Regions from separate parts of the Homo sapiens genome. Here region 2 is linked to region 1. A link is a contact called in ENCODE Hi-C data. All regions are on one chromosome and are shown on one strand. Each heading gives the region's core, a stretch centred on a gene start or an enhancer-like site at or near the end of the contact. The rest is flanking DNA. Distances are from core to core; before and after follow the strand shown. Region 1 holds the start of GALNT11 (polypeptide N-acetylgalactosaminyltransferase 11). Region 2 holds the start of XRCC2 (X-ray repair cross complementing 2).

What was found. Hi-C counts contacts between places; a loop is a spot of excess contacts on that map. Pooled maps may share reads with other maps.
Region 2: a loop to region 1 is called in a map of ascending aorta, with 9 times the contacts of the local background. The contact joins the promoter of XRCC2 here to the promoter of GALNT11 in region 1. A Hi-C loop is called at or near these places in 6 of 168 maps with a recorded cell type or tissue (B cell, CD4-positive, alpha-beta T cell, CD8-positive, alpha-beta T cell and 3 more), 6 of 37 single-sample maps with no recorded cell type and 21 of 50 pooled maps.

Annotation. Positions count from the first base shown.
Region 1 is chr7:152,021,723-152,028,254 of GRCh38, reverse strand. GALNT11 (polypeptide N-acetylgalactosaminyltransferase 11) reads right to left here and starts at 2,581. Exons shown (of 12, transcript NM_022087.4): 1 at 2,371-2,581. RefSeq lists silencers at 2,047-2,746, 3,597-3,891.
Region 2 is chr7:152,673,077-152,679,608 of GRCh38, reverse strand. It overlaps XRCC2 (X-ray repair cross complementing 2), which reads left to right and starts at 3,468. Exons shown (of 3, transcript NM_005431.2): 1 at 3,468-3,568. The coding sequence starts at 3,530. RefSeq lists silencers at 3,222-3,691, 3,992-4,081 and an enhancer at 3,147-3,991.

The DNA.
Region 1 (6,532 bases), core at 1,332-3,831:
CTCTGTAAAATGGACCAATCAGCAGGATGTGGGTGGGGCCAAATAAGGGAATAAAAGCAGGCCACTGGAGCCAGCAGCGGCAACCTGCTCGGGTCCCCTTCCATGCTGTGGAAGCTTTGCTCTTTCATTCTTTGCAATAAATCTTGCTGCTGCTCACTCTTTGGGTCTGCACTAACTTTATGAGCTGTAACACTGACTGTGAAGGTCTGTGGCTTCACTCCTGAAGTCAGTGAGACCACAAACCTACTGCGAGGAACAAACAACTCTCGACATGCCACCTTTAAGACCTGTAACACTCACTGCGAAGGTCTGCAGGTTGACTCCTGAAGTCAGTGAGCTCATGAACCCACTGGGAGGAAAAAACAACTCCAGACGTGCCACCTTTAAGAGCTGTAACACTCACTGCAAAGGTCTGCGGCTTCATCCCTGAAGTCAGCAAGACCACGAACCCACCAGAAGGAAGAAACTCTGGACACATCTGAACATCAGAAGGAACAAACTCTCGACATACCATCTTTAAGAACTGTAACACTCACCGCGACAGTCCGTGGCTTCATTCTTGAAGTCAGCGAGACCAAGAATCCACTGGAAGGAACCAATTCCGGACACATTTACGCAGCAGCCACGTCAGACTGGGACACTTCCTGCTTACAGAGGACTATAAAACCCCTTCCTCACTTGGGGCTGATGCTATTATAAAACCCATTCCTCACTTGGGGCTGATGCCATTTAGGCATAAACCCGTCTGCACCCAGGCGCTTATTAAAACAGCATGTTGCTCCACACCGCCTCATGTCGTGGGGGTTGTTGGTGCGTCATCGGGGTTCAAACCAATACAAGAGCCTTGCAGGTTGTTTGTAGCACTAACAAAGGATAAATGCTTGAGAAGATGGATACCCTGCTTATCCTGATGTGATTATGCATTCTATGCCATATCAAATATCTCATGTACCTATAAATACATATGCCTACTATGTACCCACAAAAATTAAAAATAAATTTTTTTGAGATGGAGTCTCGCTCTGTCACCCAGGATGGAGTGCAGTGGCGTGATCTCGGCTCACTGCAAGCTCTGCCTCCTCGATTCACGCCATTCTCCTGCCTCAGCCTCCCAAGTAGCTGGGATTACAGGCGCCTGCCACCACGCCCGGCTTATTTTTTGTATTTTTAGTAGAGACGGGATTTCACCGTGTTAGCCAGGATGGTCTTGATCTCCTGACCTCGTGATCCGCTCGCCTTGGCCTTCCAAAGTGCTGGGATTACAGGCGTGAGCCACCGCACCCGGCTAATAAAAAAATTTTTAAAGAGATTTATTCTGAGCGAAATGAGTGTCTATGGCCCATGACACTGCCCTCAAGAGATCCTGAGAGCATGTACCCAAGGTGGTGGGGGCACAGCCTAGTTTTATACATTGTAGGGGAACATGAGTCTTCAATCAAATACAGGTATAGACTAGTTCGGGCAGGAAAGGTGGGACAACTCAAAGTGGCGGCTTCCAGGTCATGGGTAAGATGAGAGACAAACGGCTACATTCTTTTGAGCCTCTGCTCTGCCTTTTACTGAACACACAATTTACGCCATGGGGCAGGCAGAGGAATAGCCACTTGTGCCTTAGTCTGGCTCAGTGAATCTGCATTTTTACATAAATACAGGGCAGAGGAAGCCGTCAGACATGCATCTGTCTCAGGTGAGCAGAAGGATGACTTGAGTTCTGTCCCTGTTCCTCACCTGCGAAGACAAGCTGTCAATTTACACTGCCAGGGTGCAATTCCACACAACTGTTTCAGGGTAAAGATGTGGAGGTCCACAGCGAATTTCCTCCTGGCCAAAGGGTGAGGGAGCTGTGTGGCTTTTTATCTTTGCAGCTGTCTTAGGAACAAAACTTAGGGGCAGGTTTGCCTGACGCAGCTCCCAGCTTGACTTTGGCTTAGTGATTTGGGGTCCCGAGATTAAATTTCCTTCCACACTATTCTCCCTAGTTTTGTGTATGTGTGAACTATTCTATTTCTGGGCACTTTTAATTTTAAAAAGTGGACAATACTGATCTGGACTTCATTTTAGGAAATGCTGGGGGAGGCTGCAGGATCAGGTGTGCCTCCGTCCTAAATACGCGAAAACGAGGCCAGCGCCCTGGTCCTCGCCCCCACGCCCGCGAACAAGCCTCAGGAGACGCTGGGGGAGGCGCGGGGGCAGCGGCGTCTCCCGGAGACACGAGCCTCGCCCAGGGGGCGTGCGGGAGCCCAGGACCCGCGGGGAGCCAGGCGCTGCCCCGCCGCCGCCCCCAGCCTGCCCAGGCCCCGCGCGCCGCCGCCGCCGCAGCTCTCGAGGTGCTGAGGGACGCCGGGAGGCCGCCGCCTAGAGGGTACTCACCGCCTTGCCCGCAGCCCAGGATCGCCGCCTTCTGGGACTCGGGCTGCGGCATCTTCTCTCCCGCCACAGCCCCAGTCCGACCCGCAGGAGCGGCGCGGGCTGAACTGCCCCGGGGCCCAGCAGCCAGGCGTCGCGCAGGCGCTGGGCGCAGTGGCGGCCGCGCCTCCTCAGGCCCAGGGCCCTCGCCCAGTCCCCGAGCCGCTGCCTCCGCCCAGCGCCGCGCGTCCGCCGGCGCCGCGTGACAGGCGGCCCCGCCCCCGCGCCGCGGTGACGAAACCTCTCGCTGCCCTGACGTCACCGGCCGCCGCGCGCTGAGTCCTCCCTAGCGTTCGCGCAGAGGCGCCGCGCGTGGCCTGGCTCCTGTTGTCTGTCACCCGCGGTCTCAAAAGACCCCATTAATGACAAATGCCCTGCCTGTGGCCCCGGCTACTCCGGAGGCTGAGGCGGGAGCAGCGCTTGAGCCCGGGAGCTCTGCGCTGTATGCGCTGTGCCCATTGCGCGGCGACACGCATCTGTGTTCCGCATCGGTGTGGTGACCTCCCGGGAGCAGGGACCACCAGGTTCCCCAAGGAGTGGGGAACTGGCCCAGCTCGGAAACCGGGCAGGGCAAAACTCCTGTGCTGATCGGTAGCGGGATCGCGCCTGTGAATAGCCACTGCCCTCCAGCCTGGGCAATACAGCGAGACCCCATAAGTGAAAAAAAAAAAAAAAGACAAATGCCCTTAAACATATTAAAAGAAGTTAAACGCCACTTGTGATAGAAGAAAATGTAGATTAAGGTGTAAAGAGAGAAGTGGTGAAAAAAACACTCATACCTTGGTGATAATAGTGCAATGTATACAAATACCATAAAAGGGGAATTGGCAATTTTTAAGAAAAATGGTGTGGGCATTCATCTTTGGCCAATAATGCCAAGTTATATTGAAGAATATCTTAATACTAATCTTCTTTGCATTTCTGAAATAAATCCCACTTGGTTAAGAATATTTTTGAACTTTTTTAAAGAACTCATTGCTTCACAATTAAAGTCTGATGGGGTACACGCGTAGCAATGGAGGAACTTCTACAGCTACTATAAATTAAAGAGCACCACCTGAACCAAAGTAGTGGCCTTCTTGAGCTGAACTGAGCTAACCACATTCCCCAGCCCCTCTTCCACAGATACCCCATGGGGTTGTCAGGGTGTAGGGGATGCCATGTTGTACCACCCAGGTTTCCCCTTAAGGACTGAGGACTCATTTCTCCAGTTGTTGGGTGTGTAGGCCGCTGATGGCCCCCAGCTGAGTCTTGTGGCCACTTCCCTCAGCCAAAGAGAACTGCTGCTGGGTGCCAAGTTGAATGCTTTTGACTCCTTCTACCATGCTTGTGTCTTGATTGGAGATTGACAGATATTTCAGGTACTGGTTTCTCTTGCAAGGGCAGTGCAGACAGCACACAGGTATCTTTGCCCAGTTTCCTTCAATGGTTGCAGCTCATGTAAAATATACATAGTATAATATCAAATAAGCGTCATTGGGGATCAATCCTGCTGGGATCCCCCTCAGAAACTATTCACAGCAGTGGCAGGCAAACTAGGGCAAAGTCTACTAGGTATATTTAAAAGTGTATTACAAGTTTATTTAAATACATAAATATGTTTCCAGAAAGTAATCCTTCCAACTACCTAAACTAGTAATGAAAAATGTTAAATATCACCTTAAATATGTATAAGGGGATACTAAGTTCTTGTATTTAAACCTTATTATTTTAGTATATACTCAAGCAAAAGAGTTTGAAGACCAGACCTTTAGGGCCTCACTACTCAAATGGTGGTCCAGCAACAAGCGACACCAACGTCACCTGGAGTGTGTTAGAAATGGGGAGTCTTGTGCTCCACCTACTTAATTAAAATCTGCATTTTTACCAAGATTTCCAGGTGATTTATACACAAATTAACATTTGAAATCATGCTCTAGGATTAATCAGGGCATGTAAATTTCCATTGTTTCATCTTCTCCTGACCCTTGATAGTATCAGATATTTAAATATTTGCCAACCTGATGAGTATGAGATGCATCTGTTTATTACTTTAAATACTATTCTACCTGATTAATGTGCAATAATTACTTAACCATTATTCTCGTAATTGAGGATTTGGGTTAGCTCCAATTTTTCACTATCATACAGAATGACACTAAAATGCTCTTTTCAGCGTATCATTCTGGTTAAACACAATCTTTGAGGCCACGCTGATTAGGATCATGTAAGGGCCGTGTTATTGTTTGTCCTTGGATACAGTTGCCAGATGAAATACAGGATGGCCTGAAATTTGAATTCCAGATTAAGAATAATTTTGTGGTTTAAGTATATCCTGTGCAATATGTGAGAGGCTTGTCTTCATCTGTGCTGCCATAATAAAATACCTGAGACTAGGTAGTTTAAAAACAAATTTGTTTTCCCACTCTCCTGGAGGCTGGGAAGTACAAGATCCAGCAGCCGTATCTGGTAGGCTGCTGGTGAGGGCTTTGTGCTACATCATAACGTGGCAGAGAATCGGAAGAGGAAGCGCGCACTGGCTAAAGGGGCAATGTTACTTATTAACAACCCGCTCTCAAGGTACCTAATCCAGTCTCAAGAGACTGGGAACTCTCAGTGACTGCGTTAATCTTTTCATGGGGGGCTGGTCCCTCATGGCTCAAATGCCTCTTAAAGGTCCTACTCTGTCTCAACACTGTTACCCTGGGGTCCAAGCCTCAACATGAATTTTGGTGGGGATAAAAGGTATTCAAACTGTAGTGCTGTTGCTTTGTCAGTTGTTTCAACATGAATTATGGAAGACACATTCAGAATGTAGCCATATGTACAGTAAAATGTTATTGTCTATTTGAAATTCAAGTTTAACCAGGCATCCTGTATTTTTATTAGCCAAATAGGGCAACGTTAACCTGGGCACATTCTAACCATCGTTTTCTCATCTATGAAATGAGGATAGCAGTAGAACTCATAAAGTTGTTGTATGAATGAAAGGAGATAATCCATGCAGACTACTTATAACAGAGTATGAAACGTAGTAAAAGCTCAGCAAATGTCAGCTCTTCTTAGTTGTTGTTTCATACAGGTGTGTCTTGGGATAAATTCCTAGAAGGATGTTTTAGTTACAGAACTCCTGGGCTTAATTTCAGACTTGTTTGAGCATTCCATCATACCAAAAACTGTTTTGTAAGAAACCCTAAGCAGGTTACCAGATACTTTTCAACTAGCTTCAAAATACAAATCAGATTTTTAAATTTCCACACAAAAACAAAAAATTGCCATCTATAGGCAAGTATCAATTTCCCTTTAATCACACCAAATATTTGGATATTGATTCTGATTTCTTTTCTATTTTAGGGTCAACTGAAGCAATATTTAAGAAGATACTGTCCAAGGGACATGCTGAACAATTTCTAGGACTTATCTGTGTTATCTAGTACCTAAACTAAATTACATTACAAAACTAAGACTTAATATTAGGCCCACGGCTTTTAACAAAAGAGAACACTCCTGTCTTTTGCTTTTGGGAAAGCTGATATTTACAGCATCCATTCTTTATGCTTACCAGAAAAAAAATATACTTTTTAATGTTACATATATATCATTTATATATTACATATAATAATTATATATAACATATATATATTCTCAAATTTCAACTAGAAAAAAACTGTTACTTTAAGAAGATACTCCATATTTATACTACTATAATTCTCTTTTATTTTTTCAGCTACAAGATTTCTATTTTGCTTTTTGTTTGTTTGTTTTTTGAGACAGTCTCTGTCACCCAGGCTGGAGTGCAGTGGTGTGATCTTGGTCTTGGTCTCGGCTCACTGCAACCTCCACCTCCCATGTTCAAGCGATTCTTGTGCCTCCCAAATAGCTGGGATTACAGGCACGTGCCACTGAGCCGGGTTCTGTTTTGCTTTTTTTTTTTTTTTCCTGACGGAGTCTCACTCCGTCGCCCAGGCTAGAGTGCAGTGGTGCAATCTCAGCTCACTGCAACCTCTGCCTCCCAGGTTCAAGCAATTCTCCTGCCTCAGCCTCCTGAGTAGCTAGGATTACAGGCGTGCGCCACCATGCCCAGCTAATTTTTTTGTATTTTTAGTAGAGACCGGGTTTCACCATGTTGGCCAGGCTGATCTCAAAC
Region 2 (6,532 bases), core at 2,219-4,718, 650 kb before region 1:
ATGTTCCTGCAAAGGACATGATCTTGCTTTTGTTTTGTTTTTTTCTTTTTTGAGACAGAGTCTCACTCTGTTGTGCAGGCTGGAGTGCAATGGCATGATCTCAGCTCACTGCAACCTCCACCTCCCTGTTCAAGCAATTCTCCTGTCTCAGCCTCCCGAGTAGCTGGTATTACAGTCATGCACCACCACACCCGGTTAATTTCTATATTTTTAGTAGAGGCAGGATTTTGTCATGTTTGCCAGGCTAGTCTCAAACTCCTGACCTCAGGTGATCTACCAGCCTCAGCCTCCCAAAGTGCTGGGATTACAGGCGTAAGCCACTGATGATTTCTTTTTTAGGAGGTAAAACATCATGTGTTTCTAAAAGTTAGAGCTGGCCAGTCATGGTGGCTCATACCTGTAATCTTGGCACTTTGGGGATGGCGAGGTTGGTGGATCACCTGAGGTCATGAGTTCCAGACCAACCTGACCAACATGGTGAAACCCCATCTCTACCAAAAATACAATTAGCCAGGCGTGGTGGCAGGTGCCTGTAATCCCAGCTACTGAGGAGGCTGAGGCATGAGAATCACTTGAACCCAGAGACAGAGGTTGCAGTGAGCCAGGATTCTGCCATTGCACTCCAGCCTGGGTGACAGAACAAGACTCTGTCTCAGAAAAAAAAGAAAAAAAAAATTGGAGCTATCAAAAAAAGTTACACATAGGGAAGTGTCCCTCACCCCATCTCTTTTACCCTATTTTCATCCTCCATTTTTTCCAACCTATTTTTATCTACCCTCCGTAGATAAAGAATCCTCTTTGCTTCTCATGTATTCTTCCTGTGTTTCTTTTTACCCAAATGAGCAGAGACATGTGTATCTTTTTCTTTCCCCTCCCTTGTTACAAGAAAGCTAGCAAACTGTAGACACCCCTTCCTCTTTGCCTTTTTCACTTAACACTATATCCTGGAAATCATTCCTTACAGATGCATAGAGATCTTGGCCATTCTTTGTTGCAGCTGCATAGTGCTCCATTTTGTGGCAGTGCCGTATTGTTTTCAACCACTCTCCTATGTATAAACATTTAGGCCATTTCCAAGATTTTGCAATTACAAACCATGCTGCAATATGCTTTTTTTGCATACACGTTTTTGCAATGTTGGAAGTATGACTTCAAGCTAAATTCTTAGAAGTAGGATTGCTGAGTGAAAAAGTTAATAAATGCGTCATTTTGTTAGATAGTGCCAAAATCGGCCAGGTGCAGTGGCTCATGCCTGTAATCCCAGCACTTTAGGAGGCAGGAGGATCACTTGAGCCCAGGAGTTGTAAACCAGCCTAGGCAACATGGCGAAACCCCATCTCTATTAATTAAAAAAAAAAAAAAAAAGATATTGCCAAATTCCTTTCCAAAAAGACCGTATGTTTTCATGCCTACCAGCAGTTTGTGAGAGCGCTTCAAGTATCCTTTTAAACGAGAAGTGATGTTTCCGGAGCATTAAAACTGAAGTGATTTCAAAACCATGTTGCACTCACACGAACAGGTGTGCACTTAATGGACTAAACTAGTTCAGCTGACATGTCTTCTTCATTAGGAACAGTGTGGAGACTGAAAAACTAATTTAGCCTAGAGCAGCTATTTAATTGTAAAGTCTCCTTTCTCAAATATTGATTTACTATGTGAGGAAATATTTACTTTGTATAGAAGTGTGTGGAATTGGACGAGGGGGTTGACCTACACATGTGGTTTGGTATACACATATCCTCATTACAGAGGGTGTAATGAAGATATAGGTGGTTCAGCACCATAGGAAAGGGAAAAAAGAAAAAAAAAAGACGGTAGAGGTGGCCTCCCAAGCATCCACTCCCACTCCTCTTGTTAATGATTCACAATTTGTTGTTATTGTTGTCATTTACTGTTCTCCACACCTTTCCACAAGGCCTGTGTGCTTTGAAAAAATATGTCTCTACTCCGGATAGAAGTGGGGCACACAGGGCCAGGCGCGGTGGCTCACGCCTGTAATCCCAGCACTTTGGGAGGCCGAGGCAGGCAGATCACAAGGTCAGGAGTTCGAGATCAGCCTGGCCAATATGGTGAAACCCCATCTCTACTAAAAATACAAAAATTAGCCTGGCGTGGTGGCACGTGCCTGTAGTCCCAGATACTTGGGAGGCTGAGGCAGAAGAATCACTTGAACCCGGGAGGCAGAGGTTGCAGTGAGCCGAGATGGTACCACTGCACTCCAGCCTGGGCGAGAGTGCAATGAGACTCCGTCTCCAAAAAAAAAAAAAAAAAGAAAAAAAGAAAAGTAAGTGGGGCACACGATTCAGGCCTAAGCTAACCAGACCAACCTCATTCCTGATGGTTGTTAATGTTTCAGATACGGGCCCGCAGCCCTACGTAGAGAAGAGGCCAAGGTAGAAAACATGAATCTGAGGTAAAAAGAAATGAGGTACTTGTTTGCCTCATCAAGCCTCTCAATTAAACTAACCTTGAAGCCTGTCTTACCTTTGGACTTCTAGTGATGTCACCCGGTAAAGCCCATTTGTTTCAGGACGTAAGAGTTGGGTTTTCTGTGACTTGGAACCAAAACCATTCCAATTTACAAAATGAGCAACTTTAATATTACCCATGAGAAATACTTCATTGGTATATGCTCTTTCCTAGCGTTTTTGAAAACTAAACTAGGTGGGTGAAAAGTATATCTTTGCATGAAACTTTTTCATTCCAGAAAACATTTTGTCATCTTGATAATAATGGCCAATGCTACTATATCCAAATTTTTGTCTTTTTTTTTTTTTGAGACAGAGTCTCGCTCTGCCGCTCAGGTGTGATGGCGCGATCTCGGCTCACTGCAACCTCTGCCTCCCTGGTTCAAGCGATTCTCCTGCCTCAGCCTCCCTGAGTAGCTGGGATTACAGGCATGCGCCACCACACCTGGCTAATTTTTGTATTTTTACTGTAGACGGGGTTTCACCATTTTGGCCAGGCTGGTCTCGAACTCCCGACTTCCAGTGATCCTCCTGCCTACCTCAAAAAGCAACTTGATAAATCCACAGGCTCGGTATATTTTAAAAATTCTTTTAAATACAGTATACTTTTCTCTTTTTTTCCAGAATTAACCATGAATCGCACACACAGCCAGAGGCTTTTAACCCGAGAACGGACAAAGGGGCCTGCTTGTGCAATACAATTATTTTTAATGGTTAAACAAATTAATACATAAGACCAGCTTTACCTAATATAATAATAACGAACCAAAGTTTACAACAGACAAGAAAAGCACCAGCTGTCCCCGCCACCCCGGAGCGATCTCCAAGGGGACGCGGGAGAGCGCCGCGGGGGACGCGGAAGTCTGACGTCACAGGAACTGGGGGCGGGGCGGGGAGGCCCGCACACCCTATTGCGCATGCTCCCGCCTCCCCGGCCGCGGCCTGGCGCAGTGCGCACGCGCGCGGGTGGGCGGGTTTGACTGGCCGTAGAGTCTGCGCAGTTGGTGAATGGCGTTGGTGGCGGGAAAGTTGAGTCTCTCCTGCGCCGAGCCTTCGGGGCGATGTGTAGTGCCTTCCATAGGGCTGAGTCTGGGACCGAGGTGAGAGCCGCCGGGTTGGGAGTGAGGGAGATGGGAACAAGGCCGCCGGTGGGCGAGGGGAGCCGAGGGAACCCGGGGGATTGGGAGGCTTGGGGCGGCGCGGCCTGGCCGGGCTGGGACCGGCCTCTCGGCCTAGACGCCCGCGATGCTGGCACCCTCTGCCACCTCTCACCTGGGCCCCAGGGGTCCGCCCCTGGGCAGCCTGGAGTCCTCCGAGGTGGGAGGACCGGGCGGAGGTGGAGGAAGTCTTTCTTTGGAAGACTTGCTGCCTGCCCAGATCGATATAACATACGAGGTCTCTCCTCCCAAGAGTTATGGTCTAAAAACCCCTCACAAATTAACTACCGTTGGAAATGTCAAGCTATGCAAGAAAAGCTAGAAAAGGGGAGGGGTCGCCCGTTGGAGCATTTGGAGCTTTTCTGGAACAGGTGGTGTTTGCGGAGGTTGCCTCACCTCCCTGTAGCCCACGTGTCTCTGCTTAGGGCAGCTGGCCCTCGCCACCCCCTAGTATTCGTTTCCAGCCCAGGTAGCTCCAGAGCCACACAAGCCGGTGGATGCCCCTCAAGAATTGAACCAAGTGTCCAGCACTTACTGTGTGTCAACTACGTGTTAAGGGATAGGAGTAAGCAACAAAAGACATAACTTCTGCCATTAAAGAACTAGTAAGGGAGGCTGCTGTAAGAATTACAGTATTGCACAAAAGTTTGTTGTCCATTAGAGGGGCGGGCATCATGGAAGATGCAGGAGGAGATGACTGAAGTTTCAAGGACCATTTGAAATGGTTTGGCAAGGAGAGGATGACATTCAGAGCGGAGACAGTCGGGAGTACATGGATTCTGAATTAAGCAAGAGCATGGCTAATTTAGATAACTGCAAGTATTTCTGTAAAATTGGAACAAAGGGAGTGAGGGACAATAGGTTGGGAAGTAAGCGCTGAGCAGTGGGCAGGGTATGAAGGATCTTTTATGCAGATGAGAGAGGAAGCAATCTCAAAAGAGTCAGCAAACATTTTTGTGGAGGGCCATGTGGTAAATATTTAGGCTTTGCAGGCCATGCCGTTTCTGTCACAGCCACTCAACTCTGCTGTTCTAATGGGAAGGCAGTCATAGATAAATAAAGGCACATGGCAGCGTTCCAATAAAGCTTTGTTTTTTGGATTTAGCCTGCTGGCCATAGTTTGATAATCCCTGTTCCTAAAGAGTAGAACCACTGCTTAGTATAAGAACGGCTACAGTTATAAACCATAGATATATATATATTTAAAAATATATTTATATATAATATATATTTAAAAATATATTTATATATAATATATATTTAAAAATATATTATATAAATATATATTTAAAAATATATTTATAATATAGATTATATAGAAAGTATATAATACATATAAACATATTTTTTATATATAAATATATATTTTTTTGAGATGAACTCTCGCTCTGTTGCCCAGGCTGGAGTGCAATGGTGCCATCTCAGCTCACTGCAACTTCCGCCTCCCGGGTTCAAGCGATTGTCCTGCCTCAGCCTCCCAAGTAGCTGGGATTACAGGCACACGCCACCACACCCAGCTAACTTTTGTATTTTTAGTAGAGACAGGGTTTCGCCGTGTTGGCGAGGCTAGTTTCGAACTCCTGACCTCAGGTGATCCGCCTCAGCCTCCCAGAGTGCTGGGATTACAGGTGTGAGCCACTGCGCCCGGCCAAAACCTTATATTTAAATGATTATTTGAAACCCAGGTTAAGGTCCGATGATTTTTGCAATCAGAACAAGCCTTGTATCCAAAAAATGAGAGTCTAGCACAGTTAAGTCATGGAACAAAGAATTTAACATCATATCCTTTGCCTGCCTTGTCTGTGTGGCAATCCTAAGCCTAGCTCATACTACTCTGGAGTGGAGTGGGGTGGAATGGTGAATAGGAAGCTAGGCAATTGGCGCTGCTCTATTTTCCTTTTTATTAACAAAACCAGTTAAGCCAGTCTCTTTCCCTTTAAGTGTCTTGGGAACTATGTGGCCACTGCCAAATTTGTTTGAACTCTAGCTTCTTTGCACATTCATCTACTTTGAATTTACTTGGAGGGATTGTGTTGAGGAATATATCTGAAGCCATAAGCTAACCCAAGAAACTGAAATAAACTACTTTAAATTTTTGGTTTTTTTTGAGACAAGAGTCTCACTCTGTCGCCCAGGCTGGAGTGCAGTGGCGCGATCTTGGCTCACTGTAACCTCTGCCTCCCGGGTTCCAGCAATTCTCCTGCCTCAGCCTCCCGAGTAGCTGGGACTACAGGTGCACGCCACCATGCCCGGCTAATTTATTTTTTATTTTTATTTTTTAGCAGAGACCGGGTTTCACTATGTTGGCCAGGCTGGTCTTAAACTCCTGACCTCATGATCCGCCTGCCTAAGCCTCCCAAAGTGCTGGGATTACAGGCATGAGCCACCACGCCTGGCCTGCTTTAAAATTCACTAGAATTAGAACCTAATAAAATAGTTAATCTTTCTTGTGAGTATCAAGGAAAAGACATTTCATATGGGGGTCTTCAAGAAAATAAAGTTGTAAGAATATTTTTTTAGGCTGGGTGCAGTGGCTCATGCCCGTAATCCCAACACTTTGGGAGGTTGAGGTGGGCAGATCACCTGAGGTCAGGAGTTAGAGAGAAACCCTGTCTCTACTAAAAATAAAAAAAATTAGCTGGGTGTGGTGGTGGGCGCCTGTAATCCCAGCTACTTGGGAGGGTGAAGGAAGAGAACTGCTTGAACCCGGGAGGCGGGGGTTTCAGTGAGCCGACATCACGCCACTGCACTCCAGCCTGGGTGACAGAGCAAAACTCTGTCTCAAAAAAAAGAATATATATTTTTTTAGCAGATTCTAGGGATGAAGTTTATGGTAAGCCAGGTGGAGAGTGGAAAACATATGTGCCCTTGATTTAAAAAAGACAAGCATTTGACTACAGTTTACAA